Linked DNA regions of Homo sapiens: region 2 is linked to region 1. Evidence: chromatin loops called from intact Hi-C (ENCODE). Cell type or tissue: K562. All regions are shown on one strand. Each heading gives the region's core, and the rest is flanking DNA. Links, peaks and the distances in the headings are about the cores only. Region 1 holds the start of RSPH4A (radial spoke head component 4A). Region 2 has its middle 77 kb from the start of RFX6.

Region 1 (8,305 bases), core at 1-8,000:
TTCCTATAGCCTGTTAGTTCAATGATGAAAAACCATTTTCAGATTCCATATTTCAGTCAAAGATTGTTTAAATTGCCATGAAAAATAGCTTTTATGGCTGTCAAATTAGATCTGCATATAAGAGATGGAGTTAAAGTAATCTTTTACTAAACAATTTTAAACTGTAGGCACTAAAGTACTTAGAGGATAACAGTGAATATTATGGAAGATATTCACTTATTACCTCAGAGACAGCATTTGGAAATAAAATTAAATTTAGATATGTAAGTAATATCAATTATAAAATAATTCAATAAAGAAAATTTTATGTTTTCACATTGTTTTAAATTGTTAGTGAACTCACAAGTATTTATAATGTGTTCCTTTGCAATTTTAGCAGTTTGTAAATTCAGGCTTGCTATCTAACATAGGGCATTATGACAAGAAGTTCATATCAGAAATTCAAGTAGAGTCCACTATGGAGTAGCAAATTACATTCTTGCAGCTTAAGTAAATTGTAGTTTAAAATATTAACTAATAGGCTGGGTGTGGTGGCTCACGCCTGTAATCCCAACACTTTGGGAGGCCGAGGCAGGCAGATCACGAAGTCAGGAGATCAAGACCATCCTGGCTAACACAGTGAAACCGTGTCTCTACCAAAAATACAAAAAAATTAGCCATGTGTGGTGGCAGGCGCCTGTAGTCCCAGCTACTTGGGAGGCTGAGGCAAGAGAATGGCGTGAACCTGGGAGGCAGAGCTTGTAGTGAGCCGAGATCGTGCTACTGAACTCCAGCCTGGGCGACAGAGTGAGATTCCATCTCAAAAGAAAAAAAAATTAACTAATAAATAATATTTCAAACTGATCTCACATTTCATGAGATTTCTCACATCATACATTAATTTTTTTATTCCTTAGACTTTAAAATTATATCTCATATATCTTAAAGCCTAGTAATAGCTGCAAATATTTGCCACATTGTAGATTCAGTAGGCATTTAATTAATATTTACTGATTAATCAGGAAGCACCCCAATAGATCATGGTGAGAACTTAGGAATTATGATTTATATACATTGGTTTTCATCCATAGTTTCTGACTCATAAGTCTCATACCGCTTCTCATTTATCCCCAAGATAGGCCTTAGAAACTAAAAGTATACTCTGTTTCTCCATGTCTGGCCATAATAAAATTCTCTAACCTACTTTGTCTGATTGATGGTCATAAGACCCCCATTTCAAAAGAGGTCCTGCCCCATATCAAGGAGGAAAGAATGCTCCACAGAGAGGCCAAGAAGAATCTGGTTAGGCCTTGCTGGGCTTCCCCACTCAGTCTATTAGCATTAGATTATACCCCTTTTCTACACAGTCACCAATCATACCTATCCAATAACATATCCATAAAAGGCCCAAGAGAACAGGTTTAGGGGAGCATCTGATAGCTGAACACATGGAGGTTGCTGGAGGGTGGCCTTCCCAGAAAGGGCAAGGAAACTTTGCACTCCTTCCCCAATACTTCTTCATATGCATCCTTTGTAATATCCTTTATAATAAACCAGTAATCATTAGTGTTTCCCTGAGTTCTGTGAGCCACTCTAGCAAATTAGTCAAACCAAAAGAGGGAGTTGTTGGATCCCTGGTTTATAGCTGGTTGGTCAGAAGCACAGGTTAATCAGCCTGGGGCTTGTAATTGGCATTGGAAGTGTGGGGCAGTCTTGTGGGATTGAGCCCTCAACCTGTGGGATCTGATGCTATCTCCAGGTGGATATGTCAGAATTGAATTGGAGGACACCTAGTTGGTGCCCACTGCAGAAGTGATTGCTTGCTTGTGGATAGGGAAACAGAACCCCAAACATTTTGTCACGGAAGTCTTCTGTGTTGAGGCTGGGCGCAGTGGCTTACGCCTGTAATCCCAGTTACTTGGGAGGCTGAGGTAGGAGAATCGCTTGAACCCAGGAGGCAGAGGCTGCAGTGAGCTGAGATGGCACCACTACACTCCAGCCTGGGCGACAGAGCTGGCTCCGTCTCAAAACAAAGACAAAACCAACAGCAACAACAAGAAGTCTTCTATGTTGGTTGTTGTAGAGTGAGAGAATAGAAAAAGCATTCATTTCTTCTTAATAGTTGCTAGCATTGTGCTACCACTAAGTATATAGTGGTATACAAAATTCAGAGTCCTTGCTCTCTGGGGGCCTCCAATCTAGTGGGAGAGTCAGATATTAAAATATAAGTCTGTCTCTCTGTATAAAAAATTATAAATGACATTAAATGCTATGAAGGAAAAGAATAAGCTTTTTAGTAGTGTTCCATGGAAGCTGAGTTCTGAAGAATGAGGAGCCAGCCAGCCAAAGACTTAGAAAAGAAGCCTTCTGGGCAGAGGGAACAGCCATGGGGCTAGAGCTTAGTGATGGAGGGAGAGGTAAGAGTCGGTAAGTGTTGTTAGCCACTGGAATCTTGAGCAAATTAGGTTCTCCATGACTTGGTCTCCTCATTTACAAAAACAAATGAGTTGTATTAGATGTTTTCCAAAAGCCCTTCTAGCCCTAAAATTCTACTGACCCTATCATTATGTAACTCTGGAAGCAAAAATCTATAGAAATCTATACATGTCATAAGTTCTAAAATTAAAGCTATAATGGGATGGGCAGAACATATGTAGACTATTGATCATCACATTTTAAGAGACTTGGATAAAATGGCATGTGTTCCAGGTAGCTTGTATAGTGACCAATTCTCCGAGTTTGCGAGGACTAAGGGGTTTCTTAGGATAAAGAACTTTCAGCGCTCAGCCAAACTGAGATGGTGGTCACCCTAGCACTGCCTGGGTTGGGAACTCAAAAGCCATGCAAGCAATAGCATCTACAGATGAGAGACGTGATTGCTTTCACTGGTAGACAATTATTTTTCACAAGCATCCTGGAGAGATGCTTGGACTTTATGGTCTTTATGGTCTTTTTCAAGCCCGAGATTCCATAATTCCTAAGTTTTATTTTGTTGTGTGCCTAGGGTCTTTAAAGAAGCTGGAGGAAAAGGACAAAAAAAAAAAAAGGTTAAGAAAAAGAAGGTACAAGAATCTCCATTAATGACCTGTTTTGAGTCATGTGATCCAGAGTTATGTCATTAACTCTCTTTTACTAACACAATCTTTCAAATATATTTTGATTCACCCACAGAAACACACTCTCACACAGAGATACTCACACACCCTCTTGCTTTGCCAAACATTTATCTTTTTTCCCTCTGAGACTTACAGATTAAAGCCCGAATTGCTGCTAGTCTTCAGCAGGTAAGCCTTAGCATTCTGAATGGTGATCTCAAGCATGCTGGGGGCCACTTCAGAGCCCCCAGGCGCCGGCTGCTGTAAATCATAGTCACTGTTTGAGTCTTCCTCCTGAAAAACGTCAAATCTCAGCTCTTTCTGTTTAGCGTTGTTATAGCTCACGTCCCTTCGTCCACACAGGTGGGGTTTGGGTTGCTGAGACTGTTGAAAGGTGTTTCCTTCTGACTGGCTTGTGTGATGAGGAGTTGATTCTCTTTTATCAGATGATTGTTCCAAAGGATCAGGATAAGGTGTCCCAGCTTCAGGAATCACACTCGTGGTCCTGTCCGACTGAGGTGGTGCCGCGAGGTCTTGTCTGGCCGGAGCCAGGGGAGAAGGAGAGGAAGAGGGCTCCCGCGGAGAGACAGGAGCAGGTGATGATGTTTCTGGTCCCGCGGGGCCACCCAGAGGCGTCTTGGCTCTAGACTGCGGGCTCCAAGGACGGCTGCTTCGGGACTGGCGTCCAGTTTCTGGCCCCTGCTTCGCCTCCAAGGGCTCAGACGACTCAGGCTCAGAATATTGGGGAGAAGCTGCTGTCTTTCCTTCCCATGGCCGCCTTGTTTCCCCTAGTTCTTCTTGGTTTTCTTTTTCTTGCTTCGGGGAGGTTGAGTCCTCCATGGAAGCAGTTCAAGAAAAAAAATGTTCTGGATGAAAGGGGCGTGAAAATATGGAAGAAGGCAACTCAGTTAAGTTACTTTGCCGCGGTCTCTTAAGCGATTTCTGGGTCCTGGTTGCTCTGTGAGTTGCTGCGTCCTATCTCCATAGCAACCCCAGGCCGGGTTCCTCTCAGAAAAACTCACCGCGCCTGTTGCCAGGATTCGAGGGCGGAGACTAAGAGAGAACGAGAGAGAGAGATGAAAATCCTAGCTTTGTGATTCGGTACAACCCCTGCCCCTCGTTCTATCGCAGCCAATCCGACCTAGACTCGACCAGTCTTGCTTGGAAACCGAGAACTCCAGATCCTGCGCCTTGAGCACAAAGTAGGAAGAATGGCGACCCCATGCGAGAGACCTTTAGGGGTCTGAGACTGATCCAAGTTGTGCTGTGAGGAGCGAGTCGTGCGTTAGTGGAGGGACAGTGTATTCATGAAGCGTGTGTGTGGAGGGTGTGTGTGTGTGAGAGAGAGAGAGAAGGAAGGAAGGAAAGAACGGAGGAAGGAAGGGAGGGAGGGAGAGAGGAGAGTGAGGGGTAGAGAGGGAGGAAGAGACTGACCTTGGTAATCTCGGAGGTGCAGGTAACAATGGGACCCCAGTGTGCTGACCAGGAGACCCCAAGCCTCACATTTAGCGTGCATCAGCTACAACCAACCAACTCTAAAGACTCGGAGAATAGACAAAGCAGTCCTGAGTTTTGTTCTTCCTGCTTATAAGGAATCTCCTGGTGATTAGGCAGAATATTATACTTGAGAAGGCAATGCAGAAAACCTATAAATAGGCAATTCATGGGTTACCCGTTTTCTAATAATTGAAATTCAAATTAACACTAAACTATATTGGCATAATATAATTTTTATTTGATAATGTAAATGTAAATGCATAATTTTGCAATGATTTAAGTTCAAGATTATGACTATTCATTTATAGTATACAGTCTCCAATATGAAGAAGGTATAGAAGATTGGACCATATCTGGACTTAACTATAAACCATATATTAATTAAAGTCTTTAATGTTAATTGTTTTGTATTTCTTTCTCTTTCTAAATATACCAACAAATACTTGGCATTTGACAGTTTACATTGATATAGCTTCTATTTAGCAAGATGTTGCTCTAAATTCTAACTTCATGGAAGAACATAATACTCCTCCATTCAGTGTGGTGAGGGAATCACAGACTAAAATAATTTGATAAAAACTGTGTGCACACACACAAAATGTTGAATATAACTTCTGCTGGTACAGAGACTCTTTAAAGTCAAATGTCTGGGATTTAGAATGCTTGGATTTCTAAAAACAGAACATTAAGATAAACTAGAACAATAAATTCTGGGGTTTTTTGGTAATTGGTGCAAGAGTTGAGGAAGTTAGCATTTTTTCCCCCTTAATTTCTCCCTTGCAGCTGGCAAGCTGTAATGGAGGCTTTTTTTTTCTTTGAAAGACAAGCCAGAGGGCCAGGTGTGGTAGCTCACACCTGTAATCCAAGCAGTTTGTCTTTTTTTCACCAGGTAATCCCAGCACTTTTGTGTTTTTTCTTTGAAAGACAAGCCAGAGGGCCAGGCAAGATGGCTCATGCCTGTAATCCCAGCACTTTGAGAGGCCACGGCAGGTGGATCAGTTGAGGTCAGGAATTTGAGACCAGCCTGGCCAACATGGTGAAACTGCATCTCTACAAAAATACAAAAATTAGCTGGGCATTATGGCGAGTGCCTGTAATCCCAGCTACTCCGGAGGCTGAGGCAGGAGAATTGCTTGAACCCAGGAGGCGGAGGTTGCAGTGAGCCAAGATCGTGCCACTGCACTCCAGCCTGGACGACAGCCTGTTATCCAGGCTGGAGTCAGAAAAGCCTGTGTCAAAAAAAAAAAAAAAAGAAAGAAAGAAAAAGAAAAGAAAAGAAAAAGAAAAAAGAAAAGAAAAGGAAAAAAGAAAAGAAAAGAAAAAAAGACAAGCCAGAGAAGGGTAGTAGGGCCAGGAGAAAGAACGCATGAAGGAACAGACATAGCTTGCTTATCTCTCCAGTTTAGGAGTGAAGAGCACCTGAAAGGAACAATGTAAGTGTCCGTTATTATTCCTGCTTCATTTTCAGTCCAGAGCTTTATCTTGACTTTGACTCTAGTAATCCTAAATTTGCTTCTTACTGTTCTTAAGATAAAGACTAAAGCTCTTAGCCTACTTATGTTCCCAGTTTTGTATTATGTGTCATATAATGCTGGCCTTATAAAATGGGTTGAGAAGTGTTTCCTCCTTTTCTGTTTTCTGGAATAGATTATATAGAACTGGTGTCATTTCTTTAAATGTTTAGTAAAATTTACAGTGAAACTGTATGAGTTTGGAAACTTCTATTTCAAGCGGTTTTTAAACTGCAAATTCAAACTTTTAAGTTGTTATAGGACTGTTCAGATGATCTCTTTCATCTTGGATGCATATTGGTAGTTTGCAATTTTAAAGGATTTTATGCATTTCATCCAAGTTGTTGAACTTATGTTTGCAGAGTTCTTTGCAGCATCCCCTTCTCATCCTTTTAATGTTTGTGGGGTCTGTAGTGATATCTCCTCTTCCATTCTTGATTTTGATAATTTGCCCTCTCTTTTTTTCTTTGTCTTATTGGAAGTCCATCAATCTTACTGGACACTGTTAAAATTAGCTTTGGGTTTTATTTATTTTCTCTATTATTTTTGTTTTCAATCTCATTGATTTCTCTTCTTATTTGTTTGCTCCTCTTTACTTTGTATTTATTTTGCTCTTCTTTTGCTAGTGTCTTGAAGTGGAAACTTGGATTATTTATTTGAGATTTCTTTTTTTTTTTTCTGATGTAAGTGTCTAGTGTTTGGTTGTTTTTGCTTTTGTTTGTTTGTTTTGTTTTGTTTTTGAGACACAGTCTCACTCTGTTGCCCAGGCTGGAGTGCGGTGGCACAATCCTGGTTCACCGCAACCTGCGCCTCCTGGGTTCAAGCAATTCTCCTGCCTCAGCCTCCTGAGTAGCTGGGATTACAGGCACCCACCATCACACCCAGCTAATTTCTGTATTTTCAGTAGAGATGAGGTTTCACCATGTTGGCCAAGCTGGTCTCGAACTTCTGACTTCCAGTGATCCACCCACCTCGGCCTCTCGAAGTTCTGGGAATTACAGGTGTGAGCCACCGTGCCTGGCCGTGTCTAGTGTTTTATATATTCCCTTTAAACATTCTTTTTTACATTTTTATTTTTATTTTAAGTTCTGGGGTACATGTGCAGGATGTGCAGGTTTGTTACATAGGTAAACATGTGCCATGGTGTTTTGCTGCACCTATCAACCCATTACCTAGGTATTAACCCCAGCATGCATTAGCTATTTTTCTTAATGCATGTGTTCTTATTGTTCAGTTCCCACTTATAGGTGAGAGCATGTGGTGTTTGGTTTTCTGTTACTGCATTAGTTTGCTGAGGGTAATTGCTTTCAGTTCCATCTATGTCCCTGCAAAGAACATGATCTCATTCCTTTTTATGGCTGCTTAGTATTCCATGATGTATATATGCCACATTTTCTTTATCCAGTCTATCACTGATGGGCATTTATGTTGATTCCATGTCTTTGCTATTGTGAATAGTGCTATAATGAACGTACACATATATCTTTGTAATAGAATGATTTATATTCCTTTGGGTATATACCCAGTAATGAGATTGCTGGGTCAAATGGTATTTCTGTTTCTAGATTTTTGAGGAATTGCCACACTGTCTTCCACAGTGGTTGAGCTAATTTATATTCCCACGTATAGTGTAAAAGCATTCCTATTTCTCTGCAACCTCACCAGCATCTGTTATTTCTTGACTTTTTAACAATCGCCATTCTGACTGGCATGAGATGGTATCTCATTGTGTTTTCGATTTGCATTTCTCTAAGGATCGGTGATGTTAAGCTTTTTTTCATATATTTGTTGGCCGCATTAATGTCTTCTTTTGAGAAGTGTCTGCCCTTTAAACATTCTTTCAGCTGTATCCAACAGATTTTGATATGTCATTTCCTTTTAATTCAGTCCAATATACACTATTTAAAATTTCCCTTAGACTTGCTCATCGAGCTGTGAATTATTTTTAAGTGTGTTATTTAATTTTCCAGAGTTTGGAGATTTTCTTTTTTTTTTGTGATTAATTTATACGTAATTCCATCATTGTCAGAGAATATACTTTGTATGATGTTATATTAAAGTTAAATTTCTGATTTTGGATTTATTTTCTGTGGCATTCACACAGCTTCTTAAATCTGTATATGTTTTTCACCAAATTTTAAAATGTTTCAGCCACTATTTTTTTAAAAAATGTGTTTCTATTCCACACTCATTCTTTTGTTTTTTGCCCCAGTGACATAAATG
Region 2 (8,346 bases), core at 256-8,255, 340 kb before region 1:
TGCCCTAACAAAGATTAAAATCACAGAAAAGCTCTATTTAATGTGAGATCCTATTTCTACTTAGTAATGTTAACAATTACCACTTATAGTATAATCAATGTGGGTTAGATATAATAATTCAGGTAATTAAGAAATGAACTTGAGAAGAGGAAAGGCATCTTAACACACAATTACAGGATGTGGGTTTTCCATAACACTCAACAATATGAAAAATATCAACTGTTAGCTTTGAGGGGAGAGAGAGCTGCTCCATTGAGAAGAGAGGGACGTGCTGACTTCTAGCAGGCCTCTATAATGAATAATGAGGCAAAATTGAAGAGACTAAAGTAGAAGAAAGGTGAAGACATTAAAACAAGGTTGTATTTGAGAGACGAAACTAATGACTTAACACAAAGTGCAAATAATGACTATGAAAAAAGTGATGTGAAACAGTGGGAAAACACATGATAAAAATATTTAAAAGAATGTTTTATAACACATATTAGCTCATGTAAAGACAGTACTCTGTTTTGTAGTTCATAGGTTACCTTTTTGTTGTTTAGCTTTTCTTGATCATAATATCCTTGGAAAATATCAAAAACATAAAGAAGAAAAAAGCACCACAAATCTTATACTATAGTACATATTACTTATATTTGGTATATTCCCTTGCAGATTATACATTTAAAAATAAAATTTAGATTATACTTTGTAAACAGTTTTACGTCCTTCTTTTTCCAAAATATTATTTTCATAAAGTCTTTAAAAACTTGTTTTAAATGGGCCTATAGTAATTTGTTGTTGAATGAAACCATTCCTCTGTCGTTAAACATTACATTATTTCAAAACATTATTTCAAAAATGTCACTATTCATTCTATAATGATGTGCAATTATAAGTCACAGACTTGATGTTCACATAGCCACGTGCATGGATCTTAAATCTATAATCCTGAATGAAAAAAACATGGAAAGCAGAACGAGATGAATAACATAAAACCATTAATATATGTAAAGTTGTGTGTATACCAAATGAGAATTCATCTTCTATAAGAACATAGAAACAAAGGGCTCAGCACAAACATTCAGTTTGTCATCCAGCTTTGGCCATATTAACTAAGGGTGAACATATTGTACACATTATAACTTAACTTCGCCATTCCCAGGCATATGCCTGACAGAAATATGGTCATGTGTTTATCAAAAATTAAGGGCAATAAATAGTGGTATATTCACAAAGTGAGATATTATACAGCAGTAAGAAAGAACAATCTCCAGCTGAACACAAAAACATGGATGTATCTTAAAAACACAATGTTGAGCTAAGGAAGCCAGACATATAAGAGTGCAAATGGTATGGTCCCGTTGATATAATGTACTAAATAAGTAAAGTCAATCACCTCTGCCAAAAGTCAGGATAGTGGTTTCTCTGAGCTGATAGTGACTTGAAAGGGACACACAAAAAATTTGTGGGGTGTTGGCAATATCTGCCTCTTGATCTTGGGACTAGTTGCACAGTATACCTACTTATCCTAGGTATACACTCTGTGAATTTTCACGAATACCTACTTATCCTAGGTATACACTCAGTGAATTCTATGCACTCAATTCTAGGTGTATACCTAGAATTGTCTCTATTTCTAATTCAGTGCAAAATGTAAAAAGCTGTACATTAAATACATTAGAATGGTTGCCTATTAAGTGGGGCGTGAGAGTGGGAAACGAAAGAGTAATTAAATGAATTTCAAATGAATGGTTTTCAAGAATTTCTCACTGAGAAATACCAAAGAATTCCTTAATTCTAAGTGAGTTTTAAAAGCTAAGATTGTTCATCCTTTGCTTCAGGACTTTTTAGAAAACATGTAGCAGAGAATGAAATTAGGCAAGCAGTTAGCTATGTCCTATAACTAAGAATTTGGGCGATTAAATTTTAACACTTCTCCAAAAGACATATTAAGGTGTGGTCATTATGATTCAGTTGACTTACTTTGCCTTAATGTAATGTTTTAAAAATTGCACTTTTTAAGGCATTTTTATTTTATTTTTAGAATGCACTATTTATTTCTTTTTACTTTTCTTCACATTTTAACCTCAACACCAACCTTTCCAAGTTTTGTTGAATATAATTCCATACACTGCCTGCTGGAATGAGGCATTTTTCCTTTCAGAGCAACCTAAACAGATTAGAAATCGCAAAATGTTTCTGATTTTAATTCCCTGCAGAGTTGCTAAAGAGTCGTTTTAGATTATTCTGGTGACATTTATTAAGATCAGAAGACTCCGAGATAAGACCATCCGAAATGTTTATTTTACTTAACTATTTAGTACCTCCCACATCTGCTTAGTCCAATGACCCAAACTATCTTGTAATGGCCTGTATTAAATACTTAGTGGATGTGAGGCAAGAATATGCCACCTTAGGGAGAACGCGTGCACTTTTCTTTTACATCAGTTTTCATGAATGGTTCTCATTCTAATTAATGGATAAAATGAAAAAAGAAATCACTAACCGAGTTATTTGATATAAAAGTATATTGTAATTCAGCATGTAGGGAAGTTTTCAAGAGGCACTCAAAGTGATTTTTCAGTATTACAAGTTTAATAAGAATTAGGGTTTAATCCACGAATAATTTTTGTATCCACCCATCTTTCTATTTAGAAAAAGATGATAATTTTTTATTTAAAAAGCAAACTTAGCTTTCTTGTGTGTTTTTAAAACATCTTTACAAACATCTAGCAATTGAATCATTTTCTACTATGTCATTAATTTTCCTTTGGATTTTAAGCAAAAACTGACAATTTAATGTTTAGAAATCAAGTTTACTAACATATAATTTCAGAATAATGTCCTTTTTAAATGAACCGAAAATTTATCCCTGTGGCAAACTCCTTTTTCTGTGTATCCTTAATTTTTTCTTATCACTCATTTTTGCTGAAATTGAACCCCATCTCATACTATTGGGGTTCAGGTTCCAGGAGTAGACCCCATCAGACTTGCGTGTGTGCATGCGTATATTGCATAGTGAAATATATACACACATTTATGATTCTTCACCTTAAGGTAATTCAATGAATAGAAACCCAGAATCGTGAGCTCTGTGGTTTACTAAAGCCCCATGGAAAGCCCTACTGCAGTAGCTATGCAAAGTTCTGGTTAAACATTGTCCCAGCGTTTGCACTGCTCCGTCTGTTGTTTTTACGCTAAAGACTCAGCCCAGGTTAGAGGCGGTATTGACTTTGTAATTAAACCATTTTACCTTCAGAATTTTGTAATCACTGCATTTAAAACCATCTGTTGTAGTGAGAAGGTAAACTATTTTTCCCCTCAAAGTACAGAAAAAAAAAACTACAGGGCTTTTTTTTTTTCCTTAAACGTCAGAGTTCTGATTTTAGGGCATTGATTTGCTTAACATATCAGTTAAAAAAAAAAAAGGAAAAAATTTATCTCTGAGAGATGGAAAAGAAAGACTGTCATAGAATTCAAAATAAATGGAGGTGAAAGTATCTTCTTACCTGCTGCTGTTTTTCAAAGGTGTTTTGTTTCCTCTCGTACATGGAGAGTTATTATTAATGGATTAGAGAATGAATGTGATGTTAAAGGCAAGTTTTGGTTTTTGTGTGTGTGTTTTGGTCAAAACGGATATTTTACTGCTTACATAACAGGAAGACTGGAAATGTGCATCCCAGGCTGGTTCAGAAGTTCAATGCAGCTAGATAACTGGGTTGCCTTTTCTAGAGTTCTCTTGGCCTCTTCTTCATGGTCCCAAAATAGCTGCAGCAGTCCCATGTGGTGTGTCCTGACATCAAACATACCAACAAGGAAGGAAGGGAAGGATAGGTCCTCTCTTCACCCATCTTTTTTTAAAAAGAACATTATTTCCCAGACACTGCCTAGCAGAGGTCTCTTTAGTCAGCACTGGGTAAAGACGGGTTTTTATTATACAACTGAACTCATGGAGATAGGGAGTAGAAGGAGGGTTACCAGAGGCTGGGAAGGGTAGTGGGGAGTGGTGAAGGGGAGGTGGAGATGGTTAATGGGTACAAAAAAATAGTTTGAAAGAATTAATACGACCCAGTATTTGATAGCACAACAGAGAGACTATAGTCAAGATAGTTTAATTGTACATTTAAAAATAAAGAGTATAATTGGATGGTTTATAACATGGAGGATAAATGCTTGAGGGGGTGGATACTCCATTTCCATAATGTGATTACTATGCATTGCATGCCTATATCAAAATATCTCATGTTCTCCATAAATACATACACCTAGTATGTACCCACAATTTTTAGAATTTATTTTTTAAAAAGACAAGTTTTAATATGACACATAGTATTGGAAACTTTTCATGCTAACTTGTCATGATATTGTCAGGAATCTAAGAGTACTATAGTGGGTATCATAGAGAGGGCTCACAGAGCACAAGTAGAATATTCAGGGAAAGGTAAAATATTTTTTAAATAAGTGGCTTATGAAATATATTGACTTGCATTAATGTAAAAACTGTAGGCCCTGTCTTTCATTCCCAGAAAGAAGAGGCAGAAGAGTTGCCAAATTTGCACCTGTTAAACCTTCTTAAAGGGCATAGAATCAGTCCCATCCCCCATCCCCACGCTGTGGACCTGAGAATGTCTGAACTACCATAAATTGCACCTTTTGCCATTTGGGAGATGCAGCAAAAAGAGTTTGATAATATAAACTTTGGAGTCATGCCAGGGCCCAAGTCATGGCCCTGCCACTTTTTAGTTCATGGACTTGGGGGAGTCACTTAATCTTCATAAGCTGGGGTCCCGTCATCTATAAGGTAGTGAAAATAAAATTACTTCCATAACAGGGTTGCTGTGTGGTCTTTATGAGATAATGTATTAAAGTACCTGGTACAGTTAAGAAGTATAATAAAATTTTTACTTCTATTACAATCAGTTGCTCTATCTGAAAACAAATTCTTGAGGCATTTTACCTTTAAATCCAATGTAGTTCCTCAATAAAAAATAAGTGAATATGTGGTTTAATAGTGGACTTAAATCAACTTCCTCATTCTCTTTGGCTGACATCTGTCATATTATGTCTATTCAGGGAGAGGAAAAAAAACTGGGAAATAATTGCCAGCTATCACAGAATTCATTATTAGTTAAGACTTTTCCTTTCTTCCTTTCTCTTTCTTTCTTTCTGTGTTTTCCTTCTTCCTTCCTTCCCTTTTTAAAAAATAATTTGAAGACTTTGAGCCAAAGGTGAAATTGAGAGAGTCCTCTGAAATAGCTCGTGCCAAGCCAACAATAACTGACCATAAATCTTGGATAGGGATGTGATGGGAGTGAGGAGTAGAGAGACCACAGTGTCCATCTAAGGCAGAATTGTCATAGCTCAGAATGAAACCTTTATTCAAGGTGCCTAGCTTTAACTTCTAGCTTCCACTACCTACTAGCTATAGAGTCTGGGGAAACCTGCCTGTCTTCCGTACACAGTTTTGTCATCTGTAAAATGGAGATAGCAATAGCACTTACCTCATAAGGCTGATGGGAAGGTTTACTCATGTGTATAACACACTTAGCACAGTGCCTGGCACATAGCAGACACATGTAGATGTATTATTTATTAAAAGAGTGCTATAATATGTGATGACTGCTTATTGTATATTGGAATTCAAGAGATGAGAGTTGCTAATTGATGTTATGAAGGTACAGAAATAGTTAAAAGGGGCCAGGCATGGTGGCTCAGGCCTGTAATCCCAGCACTTTGGGAGGCCAAGGTAGGCAGATCACCTGAGATCAGGAGTTCGAGACCAGCCTGACTGACATGGTGAAAAATACAAAGTTTTTTTGTACTACTAAAATTACAAAAATTACTCTCTACTAAAAATACAAAAATTAGCCAGGCATGGTGGCACGTGCTTGTAGTCCCAGCTACTGGGGAAGCTGAGGCTGGAGAATCACTTGAACCTGGGAGGCAGAGGTTGCAGTGAGCCGAAATCCCACCACAGCACTCCAGCCCGGGTGACAGAGGGAGACTCCGTCTCAAAAAAAAAAAGTAGTTAAAAGCATCCAGTGTCTCCTGTGAGCTTACTGATCCTCTGACAAACTCAAGGGTTTTTTATTTTTTTTTATGGAGTTACTATGACCATATTAATAGAAACTATTATTAAAACCATGTTTATGCCAGGAAACCAATAGGTAAACAATCACTTTTATCCTGTGATGGAAGATGAGGAGTAATTTACCTTTAAAAGCACACTGCTGGGCACATACAAATTACTAAAAATGTATGCATGCAGTTGAGTTGCATCAGTGATGTATGTTATCCTGAAACCATGGATGTGACAGAATATGTATGCAGTGGTTCTTATTAAATTGATATGAAAAGACAAACAAAAACTTCATAAAATTTTGTCCTATTTATGTTTAAGAAAACTATATATATATAATTTTATTTTTAATACAATGCATTTATAAGTGTTTATAAAAATTCTGTATAAAAAGCATCATATAAACTCACAAATTAGGGGCAAATTAGGATATATAACTATCCTAATTGATAGCAAATTTATAGAAAATCATGAAAAATGTAAAATATGTATGTTTGAAAAGGAACTAAAGCTAACATGAGAAAAAGAATTCCAAAGAAATGAAAATTATTTTGGCAATGTAGGTATTCCTATTCACTGCCTACGCATTCTATACAATAAAGAATTCTGCTGGGTGCTGTGGCTCATGCCTGTAATCCTAGCTACTGGGAAGGCTAAGTCAAGAAGGTTGCTTGAGTCCAGGAGTTCAAGACCAGCTTGAGTAACATAGTAAGACCCCGACTCTACTAAAATAATAATTTTAAAAATCCTACTTCACAGTCCATAATCAGTGACATGGGAGGTGGAAAAGTCTTAAAATCCCTCAAGAGGAAAAACTGTGGCCAACACAATTCATAGTTAAAAGATCAACCTGATATTGCTCACAAAGTTCTAAGTATTCTTTTAGATGTTTATGTGAATGCATTAATAATATTCTATTATTTGCCTTTGTCCAGTTCAGATAGTTTTCTTGCTCTTATCAGCATTGATAAGATGAAGTAAATCAGATGTGAGAGAAAGCACGGGAACCCATCATCTGTGCCTCAGCCACCGATTGTTCTCCTCTGGCTGTGCTCATCTTGCCAGTCTGCTGGCTCACAAAGGCCCCAGCTTTGATGTCAGTCTGACTGTTTGACAAAGCCAGTTGCAGATGCTCTTCATGGAGACAGCAGATTACAGACAATACCATGCTAAAGAAATGCTATCGTCTAGCCATGTATACACTGAAAGTTATCTCAGTGTATACATGGGATATGCTTCTTTCAAGAAGTCACAGAAATGAGGCAACTGTGGAATGAATGACAGGCATCTATTTATCCAAGTTACAAAATCTCCCTGAGAAAGACGAAATTTATCAGCAACAGCTAAGTAACAATTGTGTATGATGTGAAAGTCTTATTGATTCATTTTTTTAGGTGTAGCTGGAGAGACTAATGATGCATTGCAGCAGCCAAATATTCTCCACTTTCCCCCAGAACACTTTCAGCTTTTGAAAGTGAGCAGCAATAATATAATCACACTGTTAACTTTCAAGGATGCGATACAAATCTTAAAAACACATTTTGATCTTGTTATCCCTGTGACTTAGGAAGAGATTCTGATTTCACTTTTGTGAATACCTATGGCCATTAAATTCCATTTTAACAAATTTAGCTTAAAGTAATCTTTACTACTAGATACATATGGTTTCAGGTTACCATGAGGTACAAAGTTCTTCTCTTTACAATTTGAAATTATACTATCAGAATTCAGCAAATGACTTTGTTGATGTCAGAAGAATACACTTTGAGTTTTATCCTCATGTTTCTATCGGGACACTGCACACTGGTCAAGTCTCTCTGTCTCAGCAGCCCTGGAAACATCAAATAAAATGACATCTCTGTCCAGTCACATTTTTTTCAGGCTTCGACTTGAAAATCTTAGTCTTTGTCTCTTAAAAGTTAATGAATAAAATGAAATCTCTTACTTAGCTTTACTTTCCTTTAAAAACTGAAAGAAGATATACTTATCTTTGAGACCCAGACAATCTCATACTCAGAGTGACATCATTCTAGGGCTGTCTTCAGGCTTCTCATGACCTTTCATCCTTCCAAACACTCCTTTTGTCATTCAGACTTGAGAGCTTCCCACATTCCAAGTTTATTTATTTACCTTCATTAGACACAGTCTCCAAAACCCTTTTCTTGTTCAAATTAAACAGCTATGGTTTTAATTCTGGTTTGGAAAAGTACGAATAGTCTACTATATTTTGACTTTCATTTTGCTTTGGACAATTACAACAATAACTCTTAAATTTACTGAGTGCA

The links. Hi-C counts contacts between places; a loop is a spot of excess contacts. Peaks named below come from ENCODE experiments on the same cell type or tissue, not always from the same donor. Only the 100,000 strongest peaks of a DNase experiment are listed, where the experiment ranks them.
Region 2: a loop joins it to region 1, with 2.9 times the contacts of the local background. A loop is called at or near these places in 2 of 110 quality-filtered maps.

The regions. Positions count from the first base shown.
Region 1 is chr6:116,612,233-116,620,537 of GRCh38, reverse strand. RSPH4A (radial spoke head component 4A) reads right to left here and starts at 4,059. Exons shown (of 6, transcript NM_001010892.3): 1 at 3,229-4,059. The coding sequence starts at 3,914. RefSeq lists enhancers at 3,740-3,859, 3,910-4,009. In K562, for the core only: a CTCF peak has its summit at 4,316; DNase peaks (open chromatin) are centred at 3,717 and 4,137; H3K4me3 peaks cover 465 bases; H3K27me3 peaks cover 686 bases.
Region 2 is chr6:116,949,927-116,958,272 of GRCh38, reverse strand. No RefSeq gene overlaps it. Among named protein-coding and RNA genes, the nearest start is that of RFX6, 77 kb to the right of the region's middle. In K562, for the core only: no CTCF peak of the experiment used is centred there; no DNase peak of the experiment used is centred there.